Regions from separate parts of the Homo sapiens genome. Here region 1 is linked to region 2. A link is a loop called in an ENCODE intact Hi-C map of the cell type or tissue named here. Cell type or tissue: endothelial cell of umbilical vein. All regions are shown on one strand. Each heading gives the region's core, and the rest is flanking DNA. Links, peaks and the distances in the headings are about the cores only.

Region 1 (16,573 bases), core at 4,024-12,023, 70 kb before region 2:
AGAGCAATGTAGGTACTAGGCTTTTCTGAGTCTTATTCTAGTTCTTTTATTGTCCAACCACTTGAATAGTTAAATAGTTTAGATTACTTGAATAAATATAATTTAATTAGCTTGTTCCTAGGAAACCAAGCTTTATCATGCCAGTTTTCCTGAAGTGCCTTGCATTGTACTGATAAGCTATAAAGTTTGTGCCACTTAGTTAACTTTCTAACTTTCTTGGCTTTTATAGGATGTGTGTATTCCCAGCAATCAAGTGTGAGAATCTATCTCTTATCTTGGTTACAGAACTTAACGAAATATTTGTCGCTGCTCAGTTACCCCTTCTGTTCTTCATTTGTTGATGAAGTGCTTATACCACCTGACACTGAATCAAGTACCAGATATAATTTCTGTGCTGCTGTGTGAAGGCGCAAAGATATGTCTGCTATTTGCTGTTCCTTGTGATGTGGTGTGCTCTTACTAGCAATAAGTTTACAGTGAAAATGTTTACTTGAATTGTAGAAATGCACCTGGATGGAGTGAACATAGCCCAAGTTTGGAAGCAATAACACTTGTCAGTTCACTGAGTCCTAGAGATGGAATTTTAGTTTAGTTAACAGGAAGCCCACGCCAGCAAGGTGCTTTCTAGTGTTTGTTTGGTGTTGGATTTCTTCCTCAGATTGCAGTGAGTGGGGTGAGATTGGGAGGCACAGGTGATGGGAAGCTTCTTTCATAGTTGCACACTGGACCATGTGAATGTTTATGGGGAACATATGAGAACATGTAACCTAGGCACAAGCTGAAATAAAAATGACAATACTGATGCCAATCTTTCATCATAAGGCTAACCTTACATGTGGCCATGAAGAACATATGGGCATACAGAGTAACAGAGGATTCTATTAACTTCAGCATTTTATTCAATCAATCCATCCATCTACCTACATATCCATTCATCCATTTATCTACCTATGCATGCATGCATCTTTCCATCCATCCATCCATCCATCCATCCATCCATCCATCCATCCATCCACCTATGCATCTATCCAACCATCCATTTATCCATCTATCCATCCGTTTATCCATACATCCATTCATCCATACATCCATCCACCTATGCATCTATCCAACCATCCATTTATCCATCTATCCATCCGTTTATCCATACATCCATTCATCCATCCATCCATCCATCCATCCATCCACCTATGCATCTATCCATCCATCCATTTACCCATCGATCCATCCATCCACCTATGCATCTATCCATCTATCCATTTAGCCATACATCCATTTATCCATCCATCCATCCATCCATCCATCAATCCATTTATCCATCCATCCATCTACCTATGCATCCATCCATCCATCTGTCCATCCATCCATATACCTATACATCCATGCATCCATCCATCCATCCATCCATGCATCCATCCATCCATCCATCCATCCATGCATCCATCCATCCATCCATCCATCCATCCATCCATCCATCCATTCACCCATCCATCCATCCATCCACTTATGCATCCATCCATCTACCTATGCATCCATCCATCCATCCATCCTTCATTTTTTAGTTTTATTAAATGACTTTTCCTCTCTCTTAAAATTCAAGCTCAGTGTAACTTCTAACTTTGAAAGTTTCCTGTCAGAAGGGCTAAGTTCAAGTGTGGTTCTCAATATGCATTTATTCTATTATGAACAGTAAATCCCTGATGTTAAATTTGCAGAGTGAGATTGGTATTACCAGTCTGATAGATAAGCAGGTAAATAACAGCTCCCTTTAACCCACACACACACTCCTCATACCAGCCAGGTGCAAGTATTGTGGTAATAATGCAGACTAATGTAAAACATAATTTACCATCTAAAGATTATGTTGAAATTCTGCTTCCTTTGTAATATGTTCCTCTTTTTTAAAAATTAAAATCAAGCATTGGAGAGATTCAGACTTTGTCTGTGTTTTTAACACTAATCTTAACTAGCATTTTTAAAATGTTACCTCCAGGTCACTGTAACTCATCTCTTGAAGACCCCAAGCAGATAGTAGGGAATATAGAAATATTTGCATCCTTCACATTAGCTGCAACGAACTCAAAGCAAATCAAAAGCAGCCTCAGAATTCTTTTGGCCTGCATTCCACAGAAAGATTCTTCCAAAAGTTAATCTTCATCATATAGGCCAACAGTAACCAATACTCCTGGATCTGATTGAAATTGGCAACACGCAAAAAACTCTAGTGAGCTTAGAGCTTTAAGAAAAATCAAGACTTCTTCAGTGGGCATTATTCTTATTCCTAAGCCATTATCCAAAACAGCAAAGAAACCAGACCCTAGCCTAGATACATGATTCGTTTTAGCTCTGATGATAACAGCTGCTATTTGTTGAAGGTTTGCTGTGGATCAGGAATTAGATTTAAATGCCTTATGTCTACCGTGTCATTTAATTATTAATTTATTCTTATAGCATATTGACTATCATATCAACAAATCAGAGTATGTAAGACAGGTATTATTCTTCTTACTTTATAAATGATAAAACTAAGTCTTGAATTAAGTCACTTGCCCAAGGTCAAATAGTTGGTGAACTGAGAAGCAGAAATTCAAATCTTGATCTCACTTCACAGGCCTCACCTTGAATCACTGTACTGGACAGCCACCTCTGAATTCAGTCTTTGTGGGTGGTCTCAGGGTTAACTGGGCTGAACTAATGGTTCACACCACAAAAAAGGCAAAAATGGCCAAAAATGAACATGTGTCAGGCAAAGTTCTGTTTGATTTCCAGCTGTAAACACCTTTCATTCTCTTTCTCCTTCCTTCCTTTCTCTTTCTCTCTCTTTCTTTCTTTCCTTTCCTTCTTTCTTTCTTCCCTTTCCTTCTTTCTTTCTTCTTTCCTTTCTCTGTCTCTCTTTCCCTTCCCTTCCTTCCTCTCTCCTTCCTTCCCTCCTTTCTTTCTTTCTCTCTCTCTCTTTCTTTCTTTCTTTTCTTTCTTTGTTATTATAAATGGAATTACTTATAAGGATCTCGTATCCTGGTTTCAGATACAGTCTTATGAAGAGGTTCCCAGCTGAAGAGATTGGAAGGCAGATGGTAGCCCTCCTTTTTTCTTTCCAGTAGTATTTTTAGTGTCATGATGTAATGAAGTAAAGCAGTGGCCTCAACCCTGACCACATATTAGAATCACCCAGAAAGAATCACTCATTTTTTTTTTTAATGTCCAAGAGATTCTGATTTCATTGGTCTGGGGTGGGGCCTGGACATCAATGTTGTTTGTAAGATCCTGAGATGACTGGAATGAAGCCAGGCTGAGAATCAGGCATATGGCCACACAGAGAGGACTTTGGGAATAGAACCAGGATGCGGTAAACTCCGACGTAGAATCCAGGTCTCCAGCCCCGCCTTGCCTTCCCCTGAGCCTCTCTCTCTGACTTCCTTCTGTTTGTAGACCCTGTGATGACGGCGCCTGTAGAAACCTTCTGTGGTCATGGAGGTGTCTGTGCCATTTCCTGCACATCATGAATGAGTCACTAGCCCCTAAAGAGCATCTTAGACCGACAATACCCATGTGTTAACTAGCTCAGGATGTGTCCAATTCCTTTAGCTGATCCTTTGGTCAGCTCCAAGGCCACAATCTGGTTCGTTGATTACATCTTATTAGAAAGAAAAGAGATTCAGAGTACCTGCTGGTAGTCATTCATTCTGCAGATAATACTGTAAAAATTACAAGACTAACTACCAGCATCTCATTAGCAGCAGTTCTCCCCTCCCAGGGCTTGGGAGGAGACAAGGTTTTCCAGGGGTGAAAAGATGTTCCCCTCCCCAACTTACTTGAGTCCTTGAATCCTAGGGTGTGCAGGGACTAAGATGGAACCAGAGATAATGATGTTTTTGGCATGGTTAGGACTTGCTCAGTTCTGCCGGAGGAGGCAGTTGGAGACTGGAGGTACTCTTAGTGTCCTCTCCTGTCAGGCACTTCAATAGCTCTCCCAGAGATAAACCCACTCCAGATCAGATAAGGGCACTGCCTGGATGAAATAGAAAGCACTCCCAGGAGATGCGGAAGTTAGTTTGGTAACAGCCAGGTGAGGAAAGACAATAGATCTATATTCTGATCTTAAGGTCCAATTCAGGTCAGGTTTCTGCACCAAGCCTGGGATGTGTCGTGGTCCCTGCTTCCCTGGTATTTTTAGAGCTTGAACTAAGACACCAAAGTCCACCTCTTGGTCCTAAGTTGTATACAGACCTGGGAGAGAGAGAAGGAGGTACAATCTGGCTTACGTTACACAAAACACATCAAATCTGGTACAATTCTTTCTTTCCCTCTTCTAGACTTTGGTGGGTTCGAAACCAGTTTAACCACAAAAAGCAGTCACTAGCGGCTTTGTCTCAGGTTCAGTTTGTATAAACAAGATAGTCACAAAGACAAAAAAAAAATTAATAGGAGAAATAAAAAGACGGTTACATTTCTTAAGTGGGTCAAGCCTTATATAATCTAAAAATGAAATAAAGACCCAAGCTTGAGGGTCACTTAGCAAATCTTTATTCATATAACAAATGGCCAACAATAGAAATGAAACTTAAATGATCTCATGTAACTTACTCAGAAACACAGTGGAAACAAAGAGTTCGTTTTTAGAAAATGGTTATTTTATGACAATAACCGTCTAGTGCTGGGCCAGCAAACTATAGCTCCCAGGTCAAATGCAGCCTGTCATTTGTTTTTTGCAAATAAAGTTTCATTTCAAGACAGCCATGCCCATTTGTTCACAAATTGTTTATGGCTGTTTTCAGGCTAAAATGGCAGAGTTGCAGAGTTGTGATAAAGAAATATAGGCTGGGCATGGTGGCTCACGCCTATAATCCCAGCACTTTGGAAGGCCGAGGCGGGCAGATCACCTGAGGTCAGGAGCTCGAGACCAGCCTGGCCAACATGACAAAACCCCGTCTTTACTAAAAATACAAAAATTAGCAGGGCATGGTGGCAGGCTCCTGTAATCCCAGCTACTTGGGAGGCTGAGGCAGGAGAATAGCTTGAACCTGGGAGGTGGGGGTTGCAGTGAGCCGAGATCACGCCACTGCATTCCAGCCTGGGTGATACTCCATCTCAAAAAGTATGGCCGCGAAACTCAAAATATTTACTGCCTGGACTTCTTTCAGAAAAAGTTTGCCAACCCTCGATCTAGCAGATCAAATACTATAAAATACACCTTTTGAAACAGGCTTTCTGGGGAAAAAACAAAACAGGTTATTTCCAACAAATGATTATTGAGCACCTGAGTGTAAGTGTTGTCCTGTGAATTTCAGGAAATAAACAGATGCATCTTTAATAATCCTGCCCTTAAGAAAATTACAGCCCAGCAGGAAAAAAAAAATCAGAAAAGAAGATAAACAATTTTAAAGTGTCAAAGCTCAAAAAGCCACACAAAATCTTAACTTTCTAAAAACGTGGCCCAAATCTCAGTAATTATAATGATAAGAAGATTAAAAGCAAGAGAAGTTCAATAACTGAGCTGAAGTCACACAGCCAGGTAGAGAGGCAGGGCTTGAATCCCTATCTTTGTTTCTTCCTTGCATACTACACCATTTGATTTAATCATTTTATTTGTTCAACATTTACCAGGTTTTAATTTAGCATCTACAGTGGGCCCGGCACCCTTCCATAGGATATGGAGACTGCAGTAAACAAAACAGACTTCCTACCCAGACGAGCTTACTGTCTCTTTCCCTTAAGCTTATAAGTGAGCATACAAATAGTTTGTGTAATGAAGATGTGGGCTGGGGGAACACAGAGCAGGTGGCAGGAGGGGAAGGTGTCCCTGATGAGGCTGCTGTTAGATAGAGCCTCCTGGGGATGGAGGAGTCAGCCAAGAAGTTGCACAGAAAGAGCTTTAGCAGGGAAGGCCTCCAGAAGAGAGATGCTGGGCGTGTGTCAGGAGAGGCACGAGGGCAAGGGCTTAGGGAAAGACGTCCTATCGATCTTCATAGGCCATCTGAAGAACTTGAAATGGAGCTACTTGGGGAATTTAAAATGGTTCCAATGTTGGATAAAGCCCCACCTCTTTAAACTCTTTGCCTCTGAGTGCTGGTTTGGTTGGGTCTCAAAGAGTATGTGTGTGAGTGTGTGGCAGGCACCATGGGGTCGGAGTTTCCACATATAGCCCCGTGTGCAATCTTGGTTCACAGTAACCCCAGCTCACTATCACTGGGGCAGAACCTGCATCAGAGAAGCAGCAGTGGAAACAGCGTGCATTTAGGATCAACTTCAAGTTGATTTGGGAAGTGCATAACTACCATATTGCTGGTTCCCTGGTTACATTTTCTGTTTGGGTAAACAATCAAGAGATGGTATGAAAATTGCACATCCAAGTCTTGCCTGCACAAAACAAAATGACCAATTATCACAACGTGGATTAGAGGTGACTAGAGCCCAGAAGTGTGGCCGTGGGCTCCAGGATCATCAGCCTGTTAAGAATAATCCTCTCTGGACAGTGGAAAGCCGCTTTTCAAACACCGACTCTGGGACCATGTGGACAGAGGGCAAAAAGGGAGCAAGGGAGAAAGCCATTTTTTTTTTTTTTTTTTTTTTAGATGGAGTCTTGCTCTGTCACCCAGGCTGAAGGGCAGTGGCATAATCTTGGCTCACTGCAACTTCCACCTCCCTGGTTCAAGCGATTCTCCTGCCTCAGTCTTCCAAGTAGCTGGGATTACAGGTGCCCATCACAATGTCCAGCTAATTTTTTTTGTATTTTAGTAGAGACGGGGTTTCACCATGTTGCCCAGACTGGTCTCAAACTCCTGAGCTCAAGCAATCCGCCCTCCTTGGCCTCCCAAAGTGCTATGATTACAGGCATGAGCCTCCATGCCCAGCCGTGAGCAAGTCATTCTTAAACAATTTAGACTAAAATGTGAGATAATTCATGAAGGGTGGAAATCCCAGATTGCTTCGATAGTATATTTTGCCCAGATTTATTTAGGTAGTTGCCTCAGCATTTCACACTGTAACAAATTCACTGTTGGTAGCAGAGGACCTGGATCTAAGAGGCCAAGTTCATTTGCACGAGATGAAAATTCCACCGTGCTGTCCCAGGCCTCTGCCATTCGCCGGCAGACTGGGAGTGTCCAGCAGGCCCCGTCACAGAGACTGTGGGCTCACCCTGCCCACTTGTGTTTTGAACTCTAATATCCCAACCTTTGCTGAGAAATCTAGAACAAAATCAATACTCCACTGCAGAGGGAGGGTGGCTTGGATGTTTTGCACTTGGAGAAACTGCAAACCTGAAAATTATCAGGAAGAAAAAGAAAAATCTTACCAAAGCGCAAACCAGACACTTGGCACCCACCCTGTGTGACACAGGGCTCCCCGCCTGGCAGGAAAACCACAGTAAAGAACTGATTATGCTGTTAGAACGCATTCCATGGGCTGTCCAGGGCTATTTTTATTTTACAATAAAGTACAATATGTTCCATGATGTTCTCTATCCTGGGCATTCTTCCTTGTATTTGCATACTCATTAATCCTGGTAAATCACAGAGAATCTGTCAATAATTTGAACAAATTAACCAGATTTGGGTGTGTTTATTAACTTCAAGAGCAATATTAATACACATGTATCATTTTTATTATAAGCAGAACACCAGTGGCTGGTACCACCTGTTGAGTATGAAAGCCCTGAATGCGAGATGTGCATTTCAAGAAACTGAGCTCCAGGAAGACAGACTAAATGCCAAGGTTTTACAGACTAAATGCCAAAGTATGATGCTCATCAGCAAAAGGAACCATATTTTTAAATCTTTTTGTTTTTTAAAGAGAGATCAATTTTGAAAATAATGTTTGGTCAAGTGTTATTTGGTCAAAAAATGTACTAAATCCATGTAATAGAGCATTCCAGGAACTTTACCCATAAGAAAATAAATGTTCCTGTTTTAACTTAGACTCCATAAAAATTAAAACTGTTTTGGAAGAAGGAATGGCTTCCCTGTAACATAATGGATATTCAACAACTCAGATGCATTTTGAGAACAACTTTCCATCCACCTCTGAAAGGAAAACAGACAACTGGTGTAAAATTACTCCTAAAGCCCAGACCATGTATTAATACTTGAACTGAAGAAAAACTTCCTTGCTAATGCTTAACTTGTTATCTTAACCACTTTTGCTTTTTCAGAACTTCCTAGCTACTTTTTAACCATTTCCAATCAGGAAAACTGGCCAGAGTGGCTTCAAATATAATCATTAGGCCTCTAAGGAAGGTCTAGACTTGATGAACTTTGCAAATTCCTCCTTGTTTTTATTCTTTGCAGACTTAGAAAAGTCTAGAGGTCAAGATGGGGTTAGCCACCTGCAATGCTACGATGGGAGTCTATATTTCTTGATGGCCATTAAAAAAATAACAGGAAAGCAGCAATCACTGTAATAAAATGTGCTGGTACTTGGAGAAATAAAGGTAGAAAGAGGTAGAAAGAACCCATAAATTTAAGTACAACTATCAAACTATTCATGGAGAAAAAATAGGGCATACACTCCAAAACTAGAGGCTAAGAGGCTGCAATAAAAACAAAGCTCATATATGCAAATTTACACCTTGTAAGAAAACGTAAATAAACCACAATTCTTGTTCTAATGTTTTAACGTCAACTTTGCTGACAAGATCAGGAAACTTGAGCCAAACATCTGCATCAAATGATAAATTCATGGCAAAAATGTCCTGTTTCCACTGTAGGGCAGTCACGGCAAAGCAGACATAAAATAAATGTTTTCTACTTTACTTAAAGTTGGGATATGGGCCCAAGCTGACTTCTCCACACTAGGAGTGGTGGCACTTGTATTTTGTTTGTAACTCAATTTTTTACTTTAAGATAAGGTTGGCAGACCTACGATTTCTCGTATCTTTGGTTTGCTCACTGGCCTGCAAAGATCTTGTGCATCTATGCCATACCTTGTTCTCTGTATATTATTTCTAATTAGTTTTCCTAGGGTACCAAAAATGTGGTTGAAATTAAGTACCTTTTCGGCCTTGCCAGCTGCAATGGAATTTTTTTTTGAAGCTCATCAAGAGAATAAAGGGGAGAAAGTGAAAAAATAAAAATAAATCAGGACCCCAGAAGAGGCTTCGCAGAACGCATGTGCTCAGATTCTCTGCCAAGGGAGTCCTCTAGACTGCTAGTTTTTGGGGAGGTGGGGTCCCTGAGCCGAGAGCCATAACTAGCTATTGAATTGAACATATTTTATGGCTTCGTGGCTTTGTGACCTTGTCGTGGTCAAACAGCAACCTGTGGGAACTGAGCAGTGGTCACAAACATCAAAGTTGTAAAATAAATGTCAAATCAAAGAGATTTCTGGTTGAATCCTTAGAGGTAAGTGTCAACATGCCTTTAGGGACACCTGCCTCACTGAAATATTAAACACAAAAGCAGCTAGTTCTGAATGCTTCTCCATCAGCACCATAAACATAGATCTTTTCTTCCTCCTCTAATAGCAAGCCAATAACCACCTTCTCAATGGAAAATGGTGCTTCTGCAAGTCACCCTTCATCACCACCCAGACATTTATTGTCATATTTGAAAACTATTGGTAGGGCTTTAACTTGCAGATCTTCCCAAGTGACTTGCTTTTCAACTGCAGAATTATTTTTAAGCAGGGAGCAACATCTGAGTACAAAAATGTGAGAGAGAGAGAAAGGTTAAAGAGAGAACTGAAAGGGAGAATCATTTTTTACTATACTTTTGTTTTTCTACACCACGCTCTGGACAATAACATATTGGAAAGCACTTTTATCTAATCATTCTGACTCTTCTCCCCTCTTTTCCTTCCAGTGGGGAAAACAACTTCCTCTTCTGAACAATCTTTCAGAGGACATTCCTCCTAGAGTTTAAAACATTACAGTCTCCAGAGCCCAGCGCCAATTCCGTGTCAGCCCACAACCCGCTCTGGTTGCACAGCTTCACGAGTCACAAGGACTGGATGGACAAGTGTGTGTGCCTAGTGACTGCCTTCTCCCAGCACATGCACCATGTCCCGGTGGCATTGCCGGAGATGGTCCGTGCCCTCTCAGCCCAGCAGCAGACCCTCAGGCAGATCACCATCTGTGGAGACCGCCAGGCCAAGGACACCAAAGTTCTGGTGCAGTGCGTCCACCCTGTCTACATTCCTAACATGGTGCTGATTCTGGCTGATGGGGACCCCTCGAGTTTCCTGTCCCACTGGCTGCCTTTCCTGAGTACCCTCCGAAGGCAGGAAGACCAGGCCACTGCGTATGTGTGTGAGAATCAAGCCTGCTCAATGCTCATCATGGATCCCTGTGAATTACGAAAACTGCTACATCCGTGACTGCCCCAACCCTCTTGGGCTGGGGCAGAAGGTAGAGCTTCCCAACTGACTAAAGACTCAGGTCCTGCAGGGCCGTGTAGAACTTGTGGCCATCCCTGAGCACCCTGCCACCAGGTGACTTCAGCCATACTCACTGCCTCCCTTGGGCACCCACTCACCCTAGAATAAACTTAACAGTATCCTACGGTGGGGAAAAAATTACAGTCTCCAGCCTAGAGGACAGAATTAGGCTGTTTTGCTTTCTATCGTTATTGTTACTGTTGTTCTTGTTGTTGTTTTTAGCTTGTGTGTTCCCTTTGTCTTTGCAATTAACAGAAGGACATACCATTGCGATGGATCTTTAGGATGCCCATATTTATAGCTGAACACACTCACTGGGCCCTGCTGTGTCCCAAAGGGTAGCTCTCTTCTTCCTTCTCATGGTTTTCCTCTTGCTCCTTCAAGCTTTGGAAAAGGCTACATTACTGTAGTTCACTGGACTTGGTTATGTAACAAAAGTGAGCCAGGTACCTCAACACCATTGATCCTTGTGGACAGCCAAGGTCACTTTTCATCTTTGAATGGAGGTCAGCAGGAAAGACGAGATGGCTGGGCTGGCAGAGTCTGCTGCCTGCCCCCCCGCTCACCTCCATCCTGCACTCCTGTGCTAACAGCCCTCCATTGTGGCCACTAAAACACCACATTTCTCAGCCTGCTGTAAGATGCCAGGAGAAGGGTATTGAGACAGTGCAATAAAGAGTCTGACTACATTTCTGATGTCTGGCTGCATTCAAATCTCATTACTCCCTCTTCTCCTTTTGTTCCATATCCAGGAAGCTGAAAAGAAGGCCCAGGTGCTCCCTCCTTTGGAATTGGTGGGAAATTTAAACCCCACAAGCCTCTACCCCTGTGCAAAAGCCTTCACCCCAGCCTCATCTCTACCCACAATAAACGCCAAGCCAGTCTCTCTTCTCTGGATTCTAAAGCTATTTTTGGATCATTATGTAAGCAATAAACCTTTCCATACTTTCTTAGTGGATTCATATATGGTATCATCAGTCTCAACATCTGAACCAAATTTTGGGTGAGAAGTTCGTCCTGCCTCTGGGAAATCTCTTTAGAAGAGTTTGCCAATAGACATGTCATCTTTGCCCATTGCCCCTTTCCCTTCCTCTTGCTGCTGGTGGACCAAACAGCCCTCTTGTAACACAGAGTACCACGCCTGTGCCAAGGATGACTGAGTAGAAATGAAAAGGAACTGGGTCCCTGGTGACATTGTGAGTTACCCTCCCACCCATAGACTGTCTGCTTCTGGACCCTTCAGTCAGGAAGAACAAGCTGAATGTGTGCAGCCGCTTATAGTTGAAGATAATCCCAAACATAAGGCTTATGATTGAATAATCTTTTATGACTTCAGGAGCAGAAATCAGTATTTTTCCTGGGATGTGAACAGGCAACAAACATAATACTTGTACCACACATAGGAGTAAGCCATTCTCAGTGGAGGGCCCCTGTAGCTAAGGGACACTGGAATTTCCAGGGCTAACCTCATTTTGGGTGAAACGTTAGGGGAAACAAGGCTGCATAAATTCACAGGGAGAGCCTGTTTCCATCACTGGAAAATGGTCTGAAAATCAGTCTACAGTAGATTTTAAAGATAGTTTCAGAACAAAGCATCTGACTTGGGAATCCACCCATATGTGTCTATCTCATGCTGTTAATGGGCTTAAGAAAATGAAAGTGTCAGGAAGAAACGGCATGTTTATGGAGCACCAAGTCAGCCACTAGCAAAGTACTAGATATGCAGACAGAGGAGAATACAGGCTTCCTCCCCTACCCCCTGGTGGAGGGTATTTGTGCAGTAATACTCTAAAAAGTCATTAAGAGAATGACATCAGGTGCCTTCTAATAGAATTAGAATTTGATTTCATTTGTCCAAAGCTTTTGTTATGTTTATATTTTTCTATATGGATACAAATACCAGCCAGAGCAAGTGACGGTGAAGAAAATCATGTCAGCCAGGTACAGGAAACTGAAAGCTAGACTCACCATCCCTGCCTCAATAAGCCCAATGGCATTTCTCATCCTGACCTGGCAGGTAAGACAGAAAACAGAGGGGTTGGGATGCAGAGCCTCCTGGGCCTCCATATAAGCATTGGGATGAAACAATATAATATTTATTTTTTGAAGAAATGCATGAATAAAAAGTCTATGGGCAAAAGGAAATAATACAATTGTGGAACAGAAATATTAACACAATCTAAACCATTTATCATTAGAAAAATGATATATTCTGGAAAAAAACATTTCTAATTGAAGCTCATCAAAGATCCAAATGTTTTATCTTTATATTTCACTTAGTTGTCAGTAAAAATTGCAAACAACTTCTAGAGTGCTTTACAGATGAACAGATGTTGATATCTTTAAGCGGTATTTTATAAGTAACTTTAAGTACTCAGTATCTTAGTAATTTTGCTAGTCCACATTTCAAAGACAAAATTTGAAACATTCATATTATTGATAGAGTAAATGTGCAATCAAAACAAAGAAAAAAACAGGAGGACAAATTATACTCACTGAGCTCTTGCTGTGGCACTCCCTATGGTAGCAATCGAGGGTATCTACACTTGATTTTCAAGGAATAATAAATAAGCTCAAATTCCAGCTCAACTTTTTTTGTTTGTTTTTTTGCTTGAGATGAAGTCTTGCTCTGTTGCCTGGGCTGGAGTGCAGTGGCACGACTTTGGCTCACTGCAACCTCCACCTCCCAGGTTCAAGCCATTCTCCTGACTCAGCCTCCTGAGTAGCTGGGATTACAGGCGCGTGCCACGACGCCCAGCTAATTTTCGTATGTTTAGTAGAGACGAGGATTCACCATGTTGGCCAGGCTGGTCTGAAACTCCTGACCTCATTTGATCCACCAACCTCGGCCTCCCAAAGTGCTGGGATCACAGGAGTGAGCCACCATGCCCAGTCCCAGCTCAACTTTAAAAAAAAAAAAATAAGAAATTTAGTTAAATCTCAAAGCAGTTTGTGAAATGATTTTCTGACAAAAAAAGAAATGGAAAGAAACGTCTGCTTCAAGAAAGAACCTTCAAAAAAGAGTGCAACGTTTCTGTGTCCAAAGAGTGATTATAGCTACTCTTCAATGAGTACACTGATTTTATTTTTCCTGAAAGTTAAGGTCTCAGTGGAACTCCCAGTATTTCTTGATTTTAGCATGAAATACCTTATGTGGGTGTCGAGACATCATATCTGTGTTTGAGCATGGAGAAAGTGATCTAGCAACACACCCAACCTGCCTGACAGGTATTGTCTGTACCTGAATGGCTTACTCATGAGTCACAAAACATCTCTGTTGCCAGATTTGCGTTTGATTTCATTCTTACTTGTCTGACTCGGGATGCTGAACAAATTTTAAAATTCAAAAATATAAAACATTGTAAAAAAGGATTTGCTCATTATTCAGCTTCTGAAAAAAGATGTCTTTATGCATAAACTCATATTTGTTGAAGTGTTTATATAAGAAAAAGAGCTCTCTAGTAATTCTAACTGCAATATTCATGTTGGTTCTCTATAACCATAGGAATATCAGACATTGAAGCAGTTGTGATAGTTTCAGTGCATTGCTGTCCTGTTCATAAAAGGCTCCAGAGTTGTGAAACTCTCGTTAATAACTTGGAAAGTTCCTTTAGGCTTAGCCTTGGGCAGTCTTTTGAACAGATCACAAAGTTACAAAGTCTCTTAATTACCATTGTTAATTCTTGCTAGAAGGAAGTTGTTTCTATTGGGTGTTTCTCTTTAGTCGGCCAGGAACCCAGGGCTGCAGTAAGTAATCATTTTTCTATATTGTGTAGAATAATTGGACACAAGGGTGTCCAATCTTTTGGCTTCCCTAGGCCACATTGGAAGAAGAAGAATTGTCTTGGGCCACATAAAATACACTAACACTAAAAATAGCTCATGAGAAAAAAAGAAACCCTCAATGTCTTAAGAAAGTTTATGAATTTGTGTTGGGCCACATTCAAAGCCATCCTGGGCTACATGTGGTCCCCAGGCCGCAGGTTGGACAAGCTTGGTGTAGACCTTTCACTCAAAATATAATCTAGGGCTTATAACAAAGATAAAATCTAACATATTTATCAAAAAGAGCCCAAAGGAGGTGAAAGGGAGTGGAGCTGTGTTGGAGGAAGCTGACAACTGTTGGTAACCTGAATGCACAGGAAATAAATGAAGAGACTCAGAAAGGATAAATAAGAAGATTAATGAAAGAAATTCTACAAATACGTATTTCTCTCCTTTCTTCTCTCAGCTTCTTTAAAAGACATAAAACTATATAAAGTAATAATTATAACAATATATTTTTAGGTTCGTTACATATATATAGGTAATATGTATAATAACAATATTAAAAAAGAGGAAGAGAGAATAGAGCTATGTAAGAGTAAAGTGTCTATATTTTACTTGCATTAAGGTAGTACACATCATTCTGATAAGTTAATATATAAACTGTTCATACTATTCCCTTATAATAATTTTTATTTCTGTAAAATTAGTGATGATATTCCCTCTTTAATTCTTGATTTTAATAATTTGAGTCTTCTCTCTTTTTTCTTAGTCAGTCTACACAGCCCTAGGGCAACCACTAAGAAAACAGCTAAAAATATACTAAAAATCACTAAAAATTAAAATATTATACTTCAAACATTAATTTAATACAAAAGAAAGTAATAAAGGTGGAACAGAGGAACAAAATGTGATATGAGACATATAGAAAGCAAAGAGTAAAATGGCAGACATATATCCAATCACAGTAATAATTATGCAATGTGAATGGATTAAACAGTCAAATCAAAAGGCATAAGTTGTTAAATTGGATAAAAAAACAAGATTCAGCTATATATTGTCCACAGAGGATAAGTTGAAAGTAAAAGAATGAAAAAAGATATGTCGTGCCACTAGCAACTTTAGAGAGCCAGAGTGGTTATGCTAATATCAGACAAAATCAACTTTAAGACCAGAAAATATTAGTGGAGATAAGGAAGACACATAATAATGATAAAAGGGCCAATCTATGAGAAAAAGGTAATAATTATAATCATATAAATACCTAACAACAGTGTCCCAAAATACATAAAGCAAAAACTTATGGAATTGAAGGAAGAAACAGACAATTCAACAATAATAGTTAGGGACTACAAAATCTCACTTTCAATAATGTATAGAATGGGAAGAAGGTTATAAAGGATATATAATTATAAACAAACAACACTATAACAAACTAGAACTAACAAACATCTATAGACCATCCGCCCACAAACAGTAGAATATACATCTTCTTTTCAAGTGTACATGGAGCTTTTTTCAGGACAGTCCATATGCTAGGCCATAAAACAAGCCTCAGTAAATTTAAAAGGTTTGAATAATGCAAAGTATATTCTCCAATGACATTGGAATCAAATCAGAAATTAATAATAGAATAAAATTTTAAAAATGTATAAATATTTGGAAATTAAATAACACATTCATAAATAAAACCAGTGATTCAAAGAAGAAGTCATATGGGAAATTCAGAAATCCTTTGAGATAAATTAAAACAAAAACACACCAAACTAAAATGAATTGGATGCAGTTAAAGCAATGTTTAGAAGAAAATGTATAGCCATAAATATCTACATTATAAAAGAAGAAAGACCTCAAATCAATTACCCAAACTTCCACCTTAAGACACTGCAAAAATAAGAGAAAATGAAACCTAAAGTAAGCATAAGAAAGTAATACATAAAAAATAGAGCACTAATTAATGCAATAAAGATTAGAAAAGTTATATCAAAACTTAATAACCAAAAGTTGATTCCTTGGTCAAACCAACACAGTTGACCAAATTTCAGCTTGATTGACTAAGAAAAAAAGAGAGAAGACTCAAATTATTAAAATCGAGAATTAAAGAGGGAATATTATTACTAACCTTACAGAAATAAAACATATTATAAGGGAATGGTATGAAAGATTGTATGCCATGGACATAAATGAAATGGACAAATTTCTAAAAACACATAAACCACTGCAACTGACTCAAGAGGAAATAGAAAATCTTAAAAAAAAAAAAACCTCTAATGAATGAGTAATTTTAAAACTTCCCAGAAGAAAAGCCCAGACCCAGATAATTTCACTAGTGCATTCTACCAATTATTTAAAGAATCATTATTTATTCAAATGATTATTACAATTATTCAAAAACTCTTTGAAAAAATAGAAAACAATTCCTAGCTCATTTTATGAG
Region 2 (16,573 bases), core at 4,800-12,799:
CTTTCCTGAGGCCTCACAGACCTAAGTGTCCCTCCAGTGTTCACGCACAGACACCAGGACCCTTCCATGCAGGTCCTCATCAGAGTCCACTTTGGTTGTCCCTTGAAGTGTATAACTCTCTTATCTGACAGCACACTTCCTGTGTGTCACTGTTCCTTGTAACCTTAGACTTAGTGCACCACTGTTGATGAGTGAGATTATTTTTGTGTCTGTGTGGGTAGGTGTGTGACCCTCAGTCTGGGCATTTGCTGGTGGAATGTAGACATATTCAGGCATGTCTGAAGAACCACTGGGATGGCCCCAAGACAATGGCAGGAGAGATCAAAGAGTCTCTCAGGAGAAAGCGCAAACTGTGGGAGAGGCTCCAGCTGTGAGAGTCTTGTTTTATGCTCATTTGTTGAACTGATGGTCTTCTTTCCAAAAAACGTAGATAAGAGCCTGGTGCAGAGGGTGGGGGTGGTAGTAGAGATTGTGGGGAACTGTACTGAAAGGAAAGATGGAGGATGGGAAGTGCTATGTGGTTCTCGGGATTTCCCATGACCTCTCAGGGTGAGGTTTTCCCACTGGGACAAGCTGCTGCTGCTACATCACATAAATGCCCATACCCTCACTTCCCTCATCCTGCCACGTAAGCCTCACAACCTCTTGAAGCCGCATTTTCTTCACTTGGAGTAACCAGCTATGGAGCCTGGAATATAGCTCCCACCAAACAGTGTTCTTCTTCTTCTTTCTTCTTCTTCCTTCTTCTTTCTTCTTCTTCTTCCTTCTTCTTTCTTCTTCTTTCTTCTTCTTCCTTCCTCTTCTTCCTTCTTCTTCCTCCTCCACCCCCTCCTCCTCCCCCTCCTCCCCCTCCTCCTCCCCCTCCTCCTCCTCCACCGCCACTGCCACCGCCTCCTCCTCCTCCTCGTCCTCCTTCTTCTTCTCTTCCCTCCTCCTCCTCCTTCTTCTTCCTCTTCTTCCTCCTCTTCCTCCTCTTCTTCTTCTTCCTCTTCCTGTCTCACTTTGAAGAACCAGAAGCATCTTCACTCCCATGGTGAGATTCATTGCGTAACATGCAACAGTGAAAGCAGGTGGCTACTGTATATGTGCACATATACCTGGCCACTTGGTGTAGCTGCGGAGAAAGGAGCTCCAAGACCCCTCCAAGTAAAGATCCTTTGCAGGCATCTGCAGCAGCAAGAGCAGGGTCTATTCCCTCCTCTCCCAGCAGGCTGTTGCTGTGATGAAGTGTCCTTTTATCCAGGTCAGGGCAAAATCCAATCCCCACTGATTTCTTTGTGACAGGTTTGTGGGGAAGGCAGTGGCTGCTGCTTCTGCTATCAGAGGACACAACACTCCATCTCTATCATTTGGAATTATACATGGAGCTATCAATCTGTGAGTGAACACCTGGCAAATCTCTCAGCAGTTACACACTCAGTAAGTGCTGAGAATAAGAAATGGTGTGATGGAAATGACACAAATGGTATTCCATTTCCCTTAGCTTCTCTTGTCTTTGTACTGGCCAATTAAAAGACAATTTCTGGCTGAAAGCACAAATCTTGTATCACTTTGTAAGTTTTAATCTATTTTGCAGGAAATCTTCATTAAAGTACCTCAGTAATTTCATTATAAGAAATGAAAAAAAATTAAACTATGCTGTACGGGAAAAAATAACCCTCTATACCCATCAGGCAATGAAAAGAAAGTCATTACTCACGTTTTCATTTTCTGGTGGCATTTTACCTTATTGTTTTATTCTTGTTTGCGGTTAGAAAAACTGTTCTTAATAAAAACTTAAGGTGGCTTCTTTATCTATTCAGAAGTATAAGGATGTATTGAAAACAAGTATAATTTTCTAGTGGTTTTCTTATGGTTTATTTGATTCAGCCATCAAACAAGCAGAGGGATTATAATTTTTAGTTAAGGGCTCACACATTCCTTGTATTAAAGTTTAACTTTGGTCACATTAACTTAATAATTATAAGTACAGTTAAGTATTTCCTTGATTGCTTATTAATTACATCACAAATGGCCAGGCATAGTGGCTCATGCCTGTAATTTCAGCATTTTGGGAGGCTGAGGCAGGAGAACCACTTGAGGCCAAGAGTTCAAGTTTCATATATCTCAAATGGTTATTTTTATAAAAGGAAATATAACACTATTTGAACAAATTCATATCCGTAAGTTATAAATTCTAATTGAACTCAGAAGTTTGTGTCCGATGATATCATTTGGGGGAAGTAACAAAAATATTAATATGTAATATTTAATGAGTATATAGTTCTGCACAGTGCAATATACTCTGCATTTATTTCTTTGTTTTCCATTTATTCCTTATAACAATCCTAATGGATGGTACTGCATGTACCATTATTACAGATAAGATAAGCGAGGCCTAAAGAGTTTAAGAAACTTACCAAAATTCACAGATTACAAAATAGAAAATTGAAGTATATTGAGTGCCTATGTAATGTGTTAGTCATTGTGTTGGACATTTAAACTTCTTCCTGCCTCCCTTCATCCCTCTTTTTCACACTCCTTTGTCCTTCCCTCCCTTTCTCCCTCCCACCAAACCCCTCTTCTTCCTTTTATTCCTTTCTTCCTTCCTTCTTTCCTTCATACAAATATTGATCAAGTGACTACTATGTGTCAGGCATGTTTTCAGGCACTGGATGCTAGAATAATGAACATGTCAAACAAGGTCCTGTTCTCACAGCATTTGTTCTCTTACAGAGGGAGTAAGATATATATTTAATGAAATGAATATGATCAAAGCAGACATAAACAAGTGCTATGAATCAAGAGATATAACAGTCATTAGATGGCTATGTTAGCTAATTAGTCAGGGTTACCCTTTCTACAACAGTGAGCGACATTCAAAGGACAAGAAGACATCAGTGTGGATGGTCAGGAGAAAAAGGATTTCAGGCAGGTGGAGCCATATTTAACCGTCTTAGTAACTTGGTGAGATAGGAATTATTCTTCCTGTTGTAAAAATAAATGAACATCCAAATATGTTAAAATATCCAAAGTTACAATGATGAAGTAAGTATGCTGTAGTGTGGGTGTCAGTCACAGGCATGTCAAATTCTAAAGTGATATGTTTGCCATAATACAAAATCTACTGCCCAATTAGTTGATAAGAGTATCACACACAAACATAATAAAACCTATTTAAAACAAACTGTTAGGGTCATTTTGCTTATACATTTCTTCTCTATGTGTTCTACTCAGATCCTCCCAAACTTCAGAAGTGTCAAAAAATACTAAATGCAGATTATTAAATCTTGGCCTTAATTAGGTTCCATTGCAAATTTTTTAAATAAAAAGATTGTTTTAGTATTAAAAACATGCACGCACACACACACAGGTATACACATACATACCCCCTATATGTATGAGGTGTGCATAGAAAAGGGAGAGGCACAGGGATATGTTTATGATCATGGTTGTGTGTGCATACATGAGTGTGTGTTTATTTGTAACTATAGCAGTTACCAATTTATTTGCAGATGCTCAGGTATGTGATACCATTATTTGTAAATTAAAAAAAATCCTTGCACAAAATTATATCCAAATGCTTGACTGGCCTCTAAAATCTGCCTCTTAGAGAAAATATCATGTATAGATAAAACTAAAAATGTCAGTATGGCTAGAGCTATTAATACAAGATAATAAGATGTGTAAAGGAACAGCACATTATTAACAAAATAATTTATTTATAAATATCTAGTTTTTCTTTGTAAGTAATAGGCCTTTTACATTAGAAGCAAAAAATAGTGTCATGCTAAATCACTTGCTTAAATATTATTTGTTTCCTGAGAGGAAAATGCTCAAATCATTAGTAAGAGAAGGAGTTCACTTTTCTTTGAGTAAAACAAAGCAAAAGCCCTTTTGTAAGCTCTTCAGACGTTCAGGAAAGTATGGGAGGCTGGTCTTAAAGCATAGGACATAAAATTAGGCAATCTCTGGCTTGCCATTCTAGCATAAATCATCACAAAAGTATTGACAAACATAATGTATGATGCACCATTTATTTTTGTTACATTTGTGAATTTTTCCATTAGAGGATACTGGCTGCCTGCACCAATCAGGCATTTTACATGGAACTCTGCCTATTGTTCTGTTTTGTCTGGCAAAATCTTTCCCATAGTTTTATTTTTCTTTCAGCTTATGCTAAAAATCTGTAAGAAGGGACAAAAGCCAAGATGTGCTTGTTATCCCTTGTGAAGAATTTTTTTAATACTAAAACAATCTTTTTATTTAAAAAATTCACAATGGAACCTAATTAAGGTCAAGATTTAATAATCTGCATTTAGTATTTTTTGACACTTCTGAAGTTTGGGAGGATCTGAGTAGAACACATAGAGAAGAAATGTATAAGCAAAACGATCCTAACAGTTTGTTTTAAATAGGTTTTATTATTATTCCAGTATGGTGAGGCCAACAAATCAGACGATGACTGTTACTGACAAGATAGTTTGTTATTCACAGTTCCCAAGAGGAGGGGCTACAAATGGAAGGACCAAAGTTTATAAGGAAGCAGAGTGGGGAAATGGGGAAAGCAGAGGCAGACATCTTTATTGTGGTTTTCATGGGAAGGAACAGGTGAGGCAGGGTAAACAGACTAGGTAGGTGTATGATCTGCTAGATTAAGTAATTTTGATAGGCTCCAGGGTATAGGGGCTGTCTCTAGCTGTCTGGTACCTGGTCCTGAGATGATCAGAGCAGAGGAACATTACCTCCTGGAGTGTAAGAGCCAGAGAGAGAAGGTGGTTCAAAGTAAGGCCTCTGGATTGGTTAGTTTTCATATGAAAAGCATGCTCCAGGGCAAGTCCTTTACAATCTTTGGGATAGTAAAGCCTTGGGAAGGGTGGTTTCCTCCTGTCAACAAGGCCCTAGATGCCAGAGCATCAAGAACAAAGCAAATAAGAAAATACAGTGAATATCCAATTTAGCAACAAAATAAAATGAAGGTGCATTGATTTTCTATTGCCAGATAACAAATTACGTATAGACCTAGTGACTTAAAACAACATAAGTTATTGAGCCAGGGCTGGAAGGTCATCTGAGGCTTAGGGCCCTCTTCCAGCTCTCTGGTTGCTGGCAGAATTCAGTTCCTTCTGATTGTAGCACTGAGGTCCCCATTTTCTTGCTGGCTCCTGGGCTGAGGCTGCTTTCAGCTCTCAGACCACTCTTTGGTTCTAGCTACTGTGGCTGCTTTCTTCTTCCAGGCCAGCAGGAACATGCCTCTCTCTGACTTCTGTCTCAGACTTTAAGACCATAAGAATTCACCTGATTAGATAAGGCCCAACCGGGGCAGTCTCCCTTTACCTTAACTCATCTGTTAAGAGACCTTAATTGCATCTGCAGAAGTCCCTTTTGCCATACATTATAACACAAAGTGAGATCCCATCATATCCACAGCTCTTGCCCCTACTCAAGAGGAAGGGATTATTCAAGGCACAAGTCATCTTAGAATTCTGCCTACCATCGAAGAAAATTATGCCTCCAGAAACCAAATTGAAGAATAGCTGTCTGAAAAGGTTTTTCCTTTCCATCTGGGATGTCTTCTGTATTTAAAGTGGGTTTGTATTGAAAATTTGCATCAAATAACACACGATCTCCCAGCAGAGGGAACAGACACTCCCTTTGAAAGATTGACTAACTCCTATGACTCATCCTTGAGGTCACCTCAGGACCACCAATAGTGCAAATATCCAAGAGGGCTGGTGAGGGTCCCCTGAATAGTGTGCTCAATGGCTTTAGTGCATATGAGCAGCAATACCCTGAGCAACAGCTGAAAGCTTCTCCCATTAAAGGAGTTGGGTACCAAGAGTACACTCAATGGAGTAGACATTAGAGAGTACATGAAAGACAAAGAGGAGACTGAGGGTCTGATTGGGACTGCCCTTTCCCCCTCTCTCCATGGCTCCCAGACATGCATTTTTCAAGTTCCATAAATTACCCACACTCTGGAGCTTTAATGCGTCAGTCCATCTGAGGCTGAGAATAGGCTAAAGATGGTAGAAAAGGAAATATGGAAGAAATGAGGAATGTCCAGTTCATGTTTGCATTTACTGTGTAGAAGATTTAGAATTTTAATTTTTCCCAGCTTTGCTTCCAGTACTCTAGGGCCTCACTGTGAACTAGTATATGCATTCAATGTGTGGAATGTTGTTTTAGGCTGTTTCTGAAATCTGTAAAGAATATTGAGTAAGGTAGAGAAAAGCAATGCTTACTTATTAGACATGTCTGAATGGCTCTTCCCAAATGGCATGGTCCCCCTCACTCTACCCTTGAACCAATCTGAGAGGCCATGTTATAATTAATCTTAAATAATTTGGGAAAATTAGGTCAATCCTGGACCCAATAATTCTTAACAAGAATTCTGTACAGAAATATAGTTATAATTAAGCATTAATCAGGCTGCACTTCGGCCCACTTCCTTGTAACAGAAAGTCAGGTAGGCCTAGACACTGACCATCTGTATCCCTGTTGTTCTTATAGATAGCATCTCTGAGGTTAGAATCACAAGGCTTTTGCTTAAAAATTGCTTAAGATGTGGCCAGGCGCAGTGGCTCACGCCTGTAATCCCAGCACTTTGGGAGGCCGAGGCGGGCTGATCATGAAGTCAGGAGATCGAGACCATCCTGGCTAACACAGTGAAACCCCGTCTCTAGTAAAAATACAAAAAATTAGCTGGGCGTGGTGGTGGGCGCCTGTAGTCCCAGCTACTCGGGAGGCTGAAGCAGGAGAATGGCGTCAACCCGGGAGGTGGAACTTGCAGGGAGCCGAGATCGCACCACTGCACTCTAGCCTGGATGACAGAGTGAGACTCTGTCTCAAAAAAAAAAAAAAAAAATTGCTTAAGATGCTTTTCAGATCCTGAATTCCAGTGGAACAGCTCACACCAACCAGTTAGAAGACCCTCACCTCACAGAGGAACTGAATCAGTATGAGAATACAGCGTCTTCATCTTCTTGTCCAATGCCTTCACCCTGCACTCTTCGATCAACCACTGATCTCCACACTTTGGTCAACTCTAAAACCCTTAAAAACCCTAACCCTAAAACTCCTCGGGGAGACAAATTTGAGGTTTCCTCCCGTCTTATTCAGCGGCTCTGCAATGAACCCTCTTTCTCTGCTGCAACTGGCTGTCTCGGTGTACTGACTTGCTGGCTGCCCATCAGGCAGCGAACCTATTACGGTTACAGCCATTACTGGCATCTAGTGGTGGAGGGTCAGGGATGCTGTTAACATTTCACAGTGCATCCAGTAGCCCCACGACAAAACGTCAATAGTCCTGAGGTTGAAAAACTGTGGACTAAACCAAACCTCAGAGCCTGCTCAGGGTGTGTGACTTTCATTCAGGCCAAACTCATCCCTGTGATGGCAGGTCAAGAATAGACTGAGTCACTAGGAGCTTAGGACACCGCTGCCCCTCCTCATGCCTCTTCCCCAAGGAGTGCAAATGCTCCCTGCTCTCCATAGATGCCGGCCCCGAAGCAAACTCAAGACACTGGGTCGAGAAACACAACCTCCCATAGGGGCAGGACAAAGCTGCCTTCGCCCCTGGCCTGCTGACCTCCAGGGGCTGGTGGGAAGGAAGCAGCATTCCAGAAGCATTAGCTAATTACCGCCCTCTCTAGGACTGCATTCCTTGTCACAGATGCAAAACCTAATAAATCACAGTATATGTTCCTGCTTTTTACTTTCAGGAGAAAAAAAGCAAAAATCCATCAAAGGAACTAACAGAAGGGACTCTGTATACGTCTAGGTTGGTTATGCAGAAGCAGTTTAAGGTGGATAAGCTTGAATCGAATATGCCTTTCTCATGAACAACATTATTTTGTAGATTTATGTAGATTATGTTATGTTAGGTAAGTTCCAGAAAAAAAGAAAATAGTTTATCTTTTGGCGAAGGTGGGGGAGGAGGTTGTGGGTTGTAAAACCAAACATCCTAAGTGTTTCTGGCTATTCATATCTCTGAGTAAGGGAAATACTGCTTGGACTCCTTGCTCTGTGACCTTGGGCATGGTGCAGTGGCTTCCGAGCCTAACCAAACGGGTGCGAAGCCTTATCAGCTGTGTGTCCCTGAGCACCTTTCTTAACTTTTTCATGCCTCAGTTTCCTTATCTGTCAAGTGGAGATAATGCTAGTGCTTATATATAGGGCTGCTGTGAGAATTAAGTGAATAAATATTTATAAGGTGGTTAGAATAGTTCTTGACCTTTAGTTAATGTTGCCTCAATGTTTGTTGATTAATTCTGAAGTCCTTTATCAGCTGTAACACCCTGTGAGTCAATGGTCCTTTTCTGTTGCCTTCGACAATATTATGTAATCAAAATTCTGATCCCAAATGCTGACCTGAGAGAAAATGCCTGATTCGGAATGAGCCAATAGCAGCCCCATTATATTTTCTTTACTTGGCTTTCTGAGCAGCAGTCACATTTAAGGCGTTGCCATCAAAAAGGGTGAAACACAGAGGTGTTTGATTTAGCTGACTTTTGTCAGAAACTTGATTCACTGGACACTGGTTGAGTGGCCTCATTTTGGCTGAGATTTTCATTTGAGGCTTTCTGTGTTTCCACTAGATGGCATATCAGTTTGTTCCATTGTGTTTCTGCTGATTCCTGCTCCTCTTGGGTGTAGATCAATGCTCTTGTTCTGGTTTGGGGGAAGGCTGGTGCTGGAGAAGCTTCTAGAAGGAGCATGGAAACAGCCCCATTTAGCCCCAGGGATACAGAGATGTGGGGAGGTGAGATACAAGGCTCAGCCAGCCTGGAATGGTGCAACAGTCCCCTTTACTCCCCGGCCAGTTAAACCCTGGATTGCACCAAAATGACAGGCTGAGGGTCATCAGCTGTGGTCCTGCTCACTTCCTGATGACAAGAAAAGTGGCCCCAAGGCAATCCTGAGGACACTAAGGCAGTGAGAAGAAAGATAACCTACCCCCACTACATCATGCTTGGCTTGAGGGGACTGCCAGCTGCCAGCCTCCCAACCACACAAAACGAGGATCCAACCCAGCTCCCTTAGAAACAATCAGTGCCTGCCACTTCCTTCCAAGTCTTCTGGTCTCACAGCCTCCTCTGCTGGTGAGAGGCGACAGGAGTTTGTCAAACAGGGTGAATGACATATGTCCAGCATCCACCTGTTGTCTCAGTTATTAATAATGCCTCTTTTACTCTCAAAAGTGGCCCAGTTTGGAGAAGGAAGTGTGTGGTTCATCCTGCACTTAGCATCTTCTGAAATGCTGCAGTGGGGAGGTGGATTCAGTTACCTGGAGTGTGGATGTTGTGGATGTCCCTATGCATGGGAGTGGAAGTGGGCAGAACAGGGCTGCAGCCTGGGGGCTTCTACCAGGTCAGCTGGCAGAATTAGAATCTCTGCTCAGAAAGCCCTCCATGAGCCTGGCTATGGAAGGGCACAATGCCTGATGCCCTTACCTGCCCTTCCCTGCCTAGCGTGAGCCTGTGGGTGCAGCCAGAGGTGGGATGTGCAAGGTAGGCATAGTGGGTGACCTGAGCACTGGTGCTCCAGTGAGTGAGGGGTGGCAGAGCTGAGCACTGTGGGGTGAACAGGAGGTGATGACTTAAATACTACGTGGAATAGAGAAAAGGAAGAAATGGGGAAAGACAGAGAGTTTGCAGCCAACTCACTGACTGGCCTTGGGCAAGTTATTTTTTAGAGTCTTTCTTTCAACATCTGTTAAATGATGGTGTTGATAGATCGTGGCAGTGTTTTGGAGGAAAAGGAAGGATAAGGTGTATATCATGTCTTGTGGATTCTATTTCCCAGAACCTTAGTAGGTGTACTGCACAACAGCCTGCATTAATATTATCATATCATTACTATCATAATACCATTAATTTCATTGCATTGCAGGTACTGTGGCTGAACCTGAGCTCCAGACCTTTGAGATCCTGATGGAATTACAGAGGGTGCTTACATAGGGAGCAGCACAAACCAGCTCATATAAGGTGTAATGAGTTAATCATGTAATATGGAGGATGTTACTAATGTAATATGTAATGTGAATTATTGTGATATGTAGTGTGTATCAGTATAATTTGTAGTGTGTTAGTAATGTAATATGGTTCGTGCTGCAGTAGTTTGCTGTCTACTAGGATGGAGGACTTACATGGATGTCTGGGGCAATCTCCATCCAAATGAGCCATCCAGTTATGAGCATGCAAAGCAAACATTTCCTCCCAAATGTCCACTTACATTTATTGCTTTCATGAGACAGATGAGGCTTCATGGAGTGAAAAGCTTTAAGCACCTTTTATGGATTCACACAGAGCTCTCTGAAGGATGGGCAATGCACCTAGAAACCACAGAGCAGGGGGAACAAATGAAAGAGAGGCCTCAAGACAGAACTCACCTGGAGGGAAAGAAGAGTTGGACAAGCTTCCCCAAGCCCAGCACCCAGGTCTAAGAACTGAAACCAAATGATCTTTTTCCTCACAGCTAGATATAACAGCACATCACCCTTAATTCCAAGTTATCAATGGGTCTTTTAATTAAAGTCTTACCTCTACTCCGCTCTCCTGCTAGACCCAAGCTCCAGAAGGGCAGTGACCCTGTCTTGACCTGCACCTGCACCATCTCCTTCACTCAGCCAGAGCCTGTTACTTGTGGGAACTGATCAGCATTGAGGAATGGCTCGCTGGGCCGTGTGAGTTGTCAAGCACTGACATCGCTTCACCTGTCTCCCTGGTCAGCCATGTAGGCTGTAGTAGAGCAGCTGTGGGGGTGACCCCAAAGGACCAGGACCCCACTGGGTAAGCACAGCACAAAGGGGATGTCTGTGGGCCGTGAAGCAAGCTAGGGTGAAGAACATGGAGAACTTCCCAGGCAGCCAAGGGGCCTGTGCTTGCCTGGGAGGGAGCTGCCCTTGGGGGAACTGTCAGCTCTTTGAGAAACCAGCGTTGTCTAGATCAGCTGCAGGTGACAACTAGGACTGGAGGTGACCAGGAATATTAGAGTTGGGGACTCCAGAAAGAATGAGCTTCCTTCAACCAGGCATCAGGATGTACATATTAATATAATGTGTAATGTGCATTAATGCAATATGTAATGTGTTAATCATATATTCCATATAATTACATTATATGTAATGTGTTATGTAATATCGAGTGCATTATGAATGTAATATATAATGTGTATAAATATAAGATGTAATGTGTTAATCATGTAATATGGAAGGTGTTACTAATGTGATAGGTAGTGTGCATCACTGTGATATGTAGTATGCATTAGTGTAATTTGCAATGTGTTATTAATGTAATTTGTAATGTGCTGTCAATGTAGCATGTAATGTGTATTGATGTAATATTTAATGTGTGTTAATATAAGGTGTATTAATGTCATGTGCTAATAACAGAATAGGTAATGTCTATTAATATATTACATAATGTATATTGCTGTAACATGATGGAGTGTGATATTAACATAATGTGTAATGTAAGCTGGATGTAATTAGAATTAAAATGACTGAGAACTTGGCCTTGGCCAGATGACCTGTCCTGGCCCAGCTTTTTTCTCAAAGGCCAAGTGGAGACAAAAATCACAGGTACAAGGTCTTAGGGAATGACCTGGACTTTCCACAGCCAAAGGGAAAGTCCACAGGAACTAAAGTGGGAGCCATCCCTACTACACACACACACCACTATATTTTCAAGGAACAATAACTTGTAAATCACTTTACTCTATAACTCTTATATGAAAATTACTACTAAAAGCTTTCAAAATAGTGAATACTTTAAAGGCCCTTTCAAAAGAGTAAACCTTTTAGCTGTCTTCTGGGAGCAGAAGGAAGACATAGGTAGCTAGCTAGATAGGTGGATCAACAGAGATAGATTGATTGATTGATTTACTATTTATACATCTGTGTACATTTCTGTGTATGTGTCCGGTGATTTCTTTTCATCGGGGTTTTTTTCAATGTCAGCATTATTGATACTTGAGGGAGGAGAGTTCTATGCTGAGGGGAGCTGCCCTGTACATTAGAGGATGTTTAGCAGCATCTCCAGCCTGGCCTCCACTCACGAGATTCCAGGAGTGCTTCTCCACCTGTGACAATCAACAATGTCTCCAGACAGTGCTAAAGTAGAGGGCCCCTGCCAAATGCAAAATCACCCCCAGCTGAGAACTCTTGCTCTACATTCTAAGGGGGACCACAGCAACATGTTTAGGAGCACAAATCCTGGAGCTCCATGGCCTTGGTTCAAACCCACACATACTAGCCTGTGACCTTGGGCAAGTTAACCTATCTGTGCCCTGATGTCCTCATATGTAAAATGGGGATGATAATAGTATATCCCTCTCCATGCCTTTGCTCTGAGGACTCAACATGTTAAGACGTGTGAAGCCTTTGTTACGGACCCTGACACAAAGTAAGGATTTAGCTCTTGTTCTTCTAAATCCCTAAAGCCACAGAATGGAGAAGCAAGGAAAGAGAATTTCGCATCTATAAACAACCAAGAAGAAAAGTGAGGAGGAGGAAATCTGGACATGTGCTTTGATTCTAAGCCAGCGACCCCTTGTGCCTGGAGAGCTGTAATCTGATGGAGTTCACATGAAACGGCATCTTCTTGAATTAGAACTGGATTTATGAAAACAAAATTATTTCAATAATAAGAGGGTGGTTATCAGTTGATAGATATTCAGTGTTTGGCAAATAGCTAATTTGGGTGATACTGATCCTTCCAAATCATTCTTTATAACTAGTAGCATGAGGTTAATCCCAGCTTTGTCTTTCCCCAGACCCTCCTCCTCCTGCAGGTGCAGGGTCTACTATTTCCCCCTGTTGTTAAGATCCATGGAAAGGAACCAGGCTCCAGGGCAGAAAGTCTTCTCTATTCCACTCTCACTGGAAAATGGAAAAATCCTGATAATGTAGGAGTGTGGTTCAGTTTTAGAATCACAGCTTTTTTTTTCTCTCATTGTTGCACTCTTGTGACCTTACAAGGGTCTATCACAGCATTTGGCGAACTCGGAGTAGCAAGGAAAGTATCCAAAAGCCAATGAGGGTTCCCGGAGGGGCATAGAACATGGGCCTCTGTGAGGTCCAGTCAGTGCCGATGCAATTTAACAGGCTCCAACCCGGTGTGTGTCTGAAGAGGAGAAAGCTGCACTACAGCCGTCTGGCTTCAGGGAGGGTGAGGGGGCAGGGGTGGAACAGATTGCTTTCTAACTTGGAGCTTTTGCTTTCCAGCCAGCCCAAAATTATAACACTCTTGATGATAAGAGCAAGCAGCATGTTCCAGGCTTGGTGTGTGTGCGTGTATGCATTTAAAATAATCCAGGTTCCCCAACCACCCTCTTAATGGTACCACTAAAGTGGTAAGAGGCTTGACTTTTCCTCGAATGTACATTTCCTGGGAAGAATGAGGAACTCTGCAAAGGTCAGTGTCACCATCTGGACTCCAACTGACTTGGCAAGTAAAATAGACAAAGAATGCGGGTCTTTTCTACAATCGATTGCTTTTGGCATGCAGATGAAAATGAATAAGCAGGAGCCAAATTTTATAATGGCTGGTAAATCTGTGGATGATCAACGCTGAAACCTCTGTGACTCCTTTCTTTCCATTTATCACCATTTGTCATATTCTGCTTCCCATGTTTTTGGAACGATGACCAGATGGAAAGCAGACTGCAGCCATCAGGCAGGTGAAAAACAGATGGCCCAGGAGGGAAAGAAACCAGAAAACAGGCAGGCAAGGTGGCCCGGCCTAAGGACCAGCCAGGCCATTTCAGGCGCCAGGGCCCAGGCAGACTCCAGAGACTGTCCCAACACTGTCGGAGCTTGACTTTGTCCCCAGCATCATTATCAATGCTAGGGCACAGGTCGCCTTTATTTATCCAGGGAGAAGTGTGAGACAGCATGATGAGAAAGGCAGGCTTAGAGGTCGAGTGTGCTTCTGAATTCCAGTCTTCTTGGTTGTGGCTGAGTAAAGGTGGATGTGCCTGTTCTAAAACCTTTGAACCATAAGAACAGTAAGTGCTTTATATTCCCATTCATCTGCATTTACTGATTCTCTATGGTTTTTTGCACATTACAAAGAAAGGGAGTCTTCTGTGTCTCCTCTCCTCAGCCACTCACGAATCCCTTAACAATAAGTGTGAAAGTGCACACACAAGCATAACAAGGCTAAAGTTGAATTCGAACTTCACGCTTCTCAGTATCAGAAGTTGATCCCAGAGCTCCTTGGAAGGAGGGGCTACAGCCCAGATGTTCCCAGAGTAAACTTCAGGTACTTGATGAAGTCTTCTGGATAAGATGCCATTATTTATTATCTCCCACCAGGAAGAACCGACTCTGATAAAACCACATTAGGACACTGTCTCTGGGAGGAAATGTTTCTTATTTTTTTAAAAATATTAGTTCTGGGGGTACATGTGTACATTTGTTATATGGATATGATGCTAAGGTTTTGGCTTCAATTGAACCCGTCACCCAAGGAGTAAACATAGTAGTCAATTGGTAGTTTATCAGTCCTTACTCTCCTCCCTCCCTCCCCATGTTTGGAGTCCCCAGTGTCTGCTCTTCCTGTCATTATATCAATGGGTACCCAATGTTTAGCTCTCATTTATAAGTAAGAACATGTGGTATTTGGTTTTCTGTTTCTGCACTAATTCACTTAGGAGAATGGCTTCCAGCTGCACCCATGTTGGTGCAAAGGACATAATTTTCTTTTTTTATGGCTGCACAGTATTCCGTGGTGTATTGTACCACATTTTCTTTATCCAATCCACCATTGATGGGCATCTGGGTTTATTCTATGTCTTTGCAGCTATTGTGAATAGTGCTGCAATAAACATGTATATGCATGCAAAGCTGAAGCCCAGTTTCTTCTTTTATGCCAGGTTTCCTCTTCTCTTTATTGAGCAGCCTCACTGATGTTGAACAGAGCAGCTCAAAAATAATCCCATTTCACCCAATGAATAAAATGTTTTTATGTCATTTCCTTCTGTCCTGGGTAGGGCAAGAAATGTTCTCAGGTTGTCAACAATCGAGGGATCATAGGTTCTTCATTTTGGAGAGCACGATTGGCAAGGATCAGATAAAAGACAAGAGGAAAAGGGAGAGGAGAAATAGAAGCAGATCAAAGACAAAAAGGAATAGGAGGAAGAATCAGAAAGTGGGGTCCCAGAGGCTTCTGTGGGGTCACAGAGACAAAGGGGTTGTTCCTCATACCTTCTCTTTGCAGGGAATACCTGGGAGTCTGAAAACCTTTGTTCAAATAGTAACTCTGTCATATATCTTTTTTACATGACTTTTGAGAGTTATTCAGTCTCTCTGAACCTCACAGCATTATTATTACTATTATTTTTTACCACACAGCATTATTGGGAAAAGGGGTATGCCATGAAAGTCCCAAGAAGGAGACAGGTATCCTATACTTGTTGAATTTGCAGCTAACAGCTATTGAAATGGCCACCAGTACCATCAGATACTGTCCATGATTACCATGTTCTAAAATGGCCCCTAACCCCAGGAAAGGTACAAACATAAACTTCAAAATTGAATTTGAATAATATGCCCCTTTGCACTTAAAGATGACTCTATTTTTAAAAATTCTTAGAGCAATATTTTAAATTTTAGGGTTTATATTTCATTGAAAATTTGTAAACTATGCCAAACTATGACAATAAAATTGTTGTAAAAGAAGAAATCATCACATAGTTGAGTTTAAAAAAAAGAAGTGGGAGGAAGAAGAGAAGAAAAAGACAGAGATGAAGAAGAAGGAGAAGGAGCAGGAGCAGGAGTAGAAGGAGAAGTTGGAGGAGGAGAAGAGAAAGAGGAAGGAGGAGGAAAAGGAGGAGGACGAGGAGGAGGAGAACAATAATAATAACTATGGCAATCAGTCTTGGGTTAATTATTTTGCCCTCAATGCATTAAATCTAGAGAGAACTGTGCAAAAATGCCCCAAAGAGGAAGGTTATTTGAGAGGTAAAGAGCCAGTTAAGAAACAGATAATCTACTTTCTCCCATCTCCTCATTGTTACTCTTCAGGAAAGCACTGCCTGCATGACGAGGGAGAGAGGCTGAAGAGGATGGGTGAGCAGGGCACCATGTCTACCAAATAAACCCATGTAGGCCCAGTCCACATGATAGCCCAGTGTTTTCCAGTGGGTGCCCCACTAAAACGTGAATCCTTTAAGGAGTTCTCTGACAGAAGATTCTGGACAAATGTATTTGGGAAATGCCACAAACCATGCTCCTCTTTTACAGAGTGTTCCAGTGCTCATTAGCACATCAAAGGCTCTGGTAAGTTCTGAGGCTGAAAAGGATACTGGCTTTGCTTGTTATCCCTGAGGAGCTAGGGTTCCCTGGTCACCTTTTGGGAATCACTGGACTGACAACAACAGTATATAAAGTTAACACATCCCATTTGTACACCACTGTAGAGTTTACAAAAAGTGTTCACCTATTATAAGTTTATTTAATCTTCCTTCCAATACGTTGAAAGAGATTTTATGATGACTTCACTTTCCATTTCACAAATAACGAATCTGAAGTCCAAATGTTTAGGATGGCCAGGCACAGTAGCTCATGCCTATAATCCCATCACTTTGG

The links. A loop is a pair of places that touch in the nucleus more often than their neighbours do. Peaks named below come from ENCODE experiments on the same cell type or tissue, not always from the same donor. Only the 100,000 strongest peaks of a DNase experiment are listed, where the experiment ranks them.
Region 1: a loop joins it to region 2, with 4 times the contacts of the local background. A loop is called at or near these places in 3 of 110 quality-filtered maps.

The regions. Positions count from the first base shown.
Region 1 is chr21:38,231,965-38,248,537 of GRCh38, reverse strand. It overlaps a transcript of KCNJ15 not described here and the pseudogene SPATA20P1. Among named protein-coding and RNA genes, the nearest start is that of KCNJ15, 17 kb to the left of the region's middle. RefSeq lists enhancers at 3,204-3,253, 3,334-3,413. In endothelial cell of umbilical vein, for the core only: no CTCF peak of the experiment used is centred there; DNase peaks (open chromatin) are centred at 7,067, 7,237 and 8,247; H3K27ac peaks cover 2,143 bases.
Region 2 is chr21:38,162,911-38,179,483 of GRCh38, reverse strand. LOC124905020 (a long non-coding RNA gene) reads right to left here. Exons shown (of 3, transcript XR_007067862.1): 2 at 10,216-10,315; 3 at 7,784-8,686. Among named protein-coding and RNA genes, the nearest start is that of DSCR10, 35 kb to the left of the region's middle. RefSeq lists an enhancer at 7,415-7,709. In endothelial cell of umbilical vein, for the core only: CTCF peaks have their summits at 7,198 (motif pointing left) and 9,076; DNase peaks (open chromatin) are centred at 7,473, 8,563 and 9,043; H3K27ac peaks cover 2,433 bases.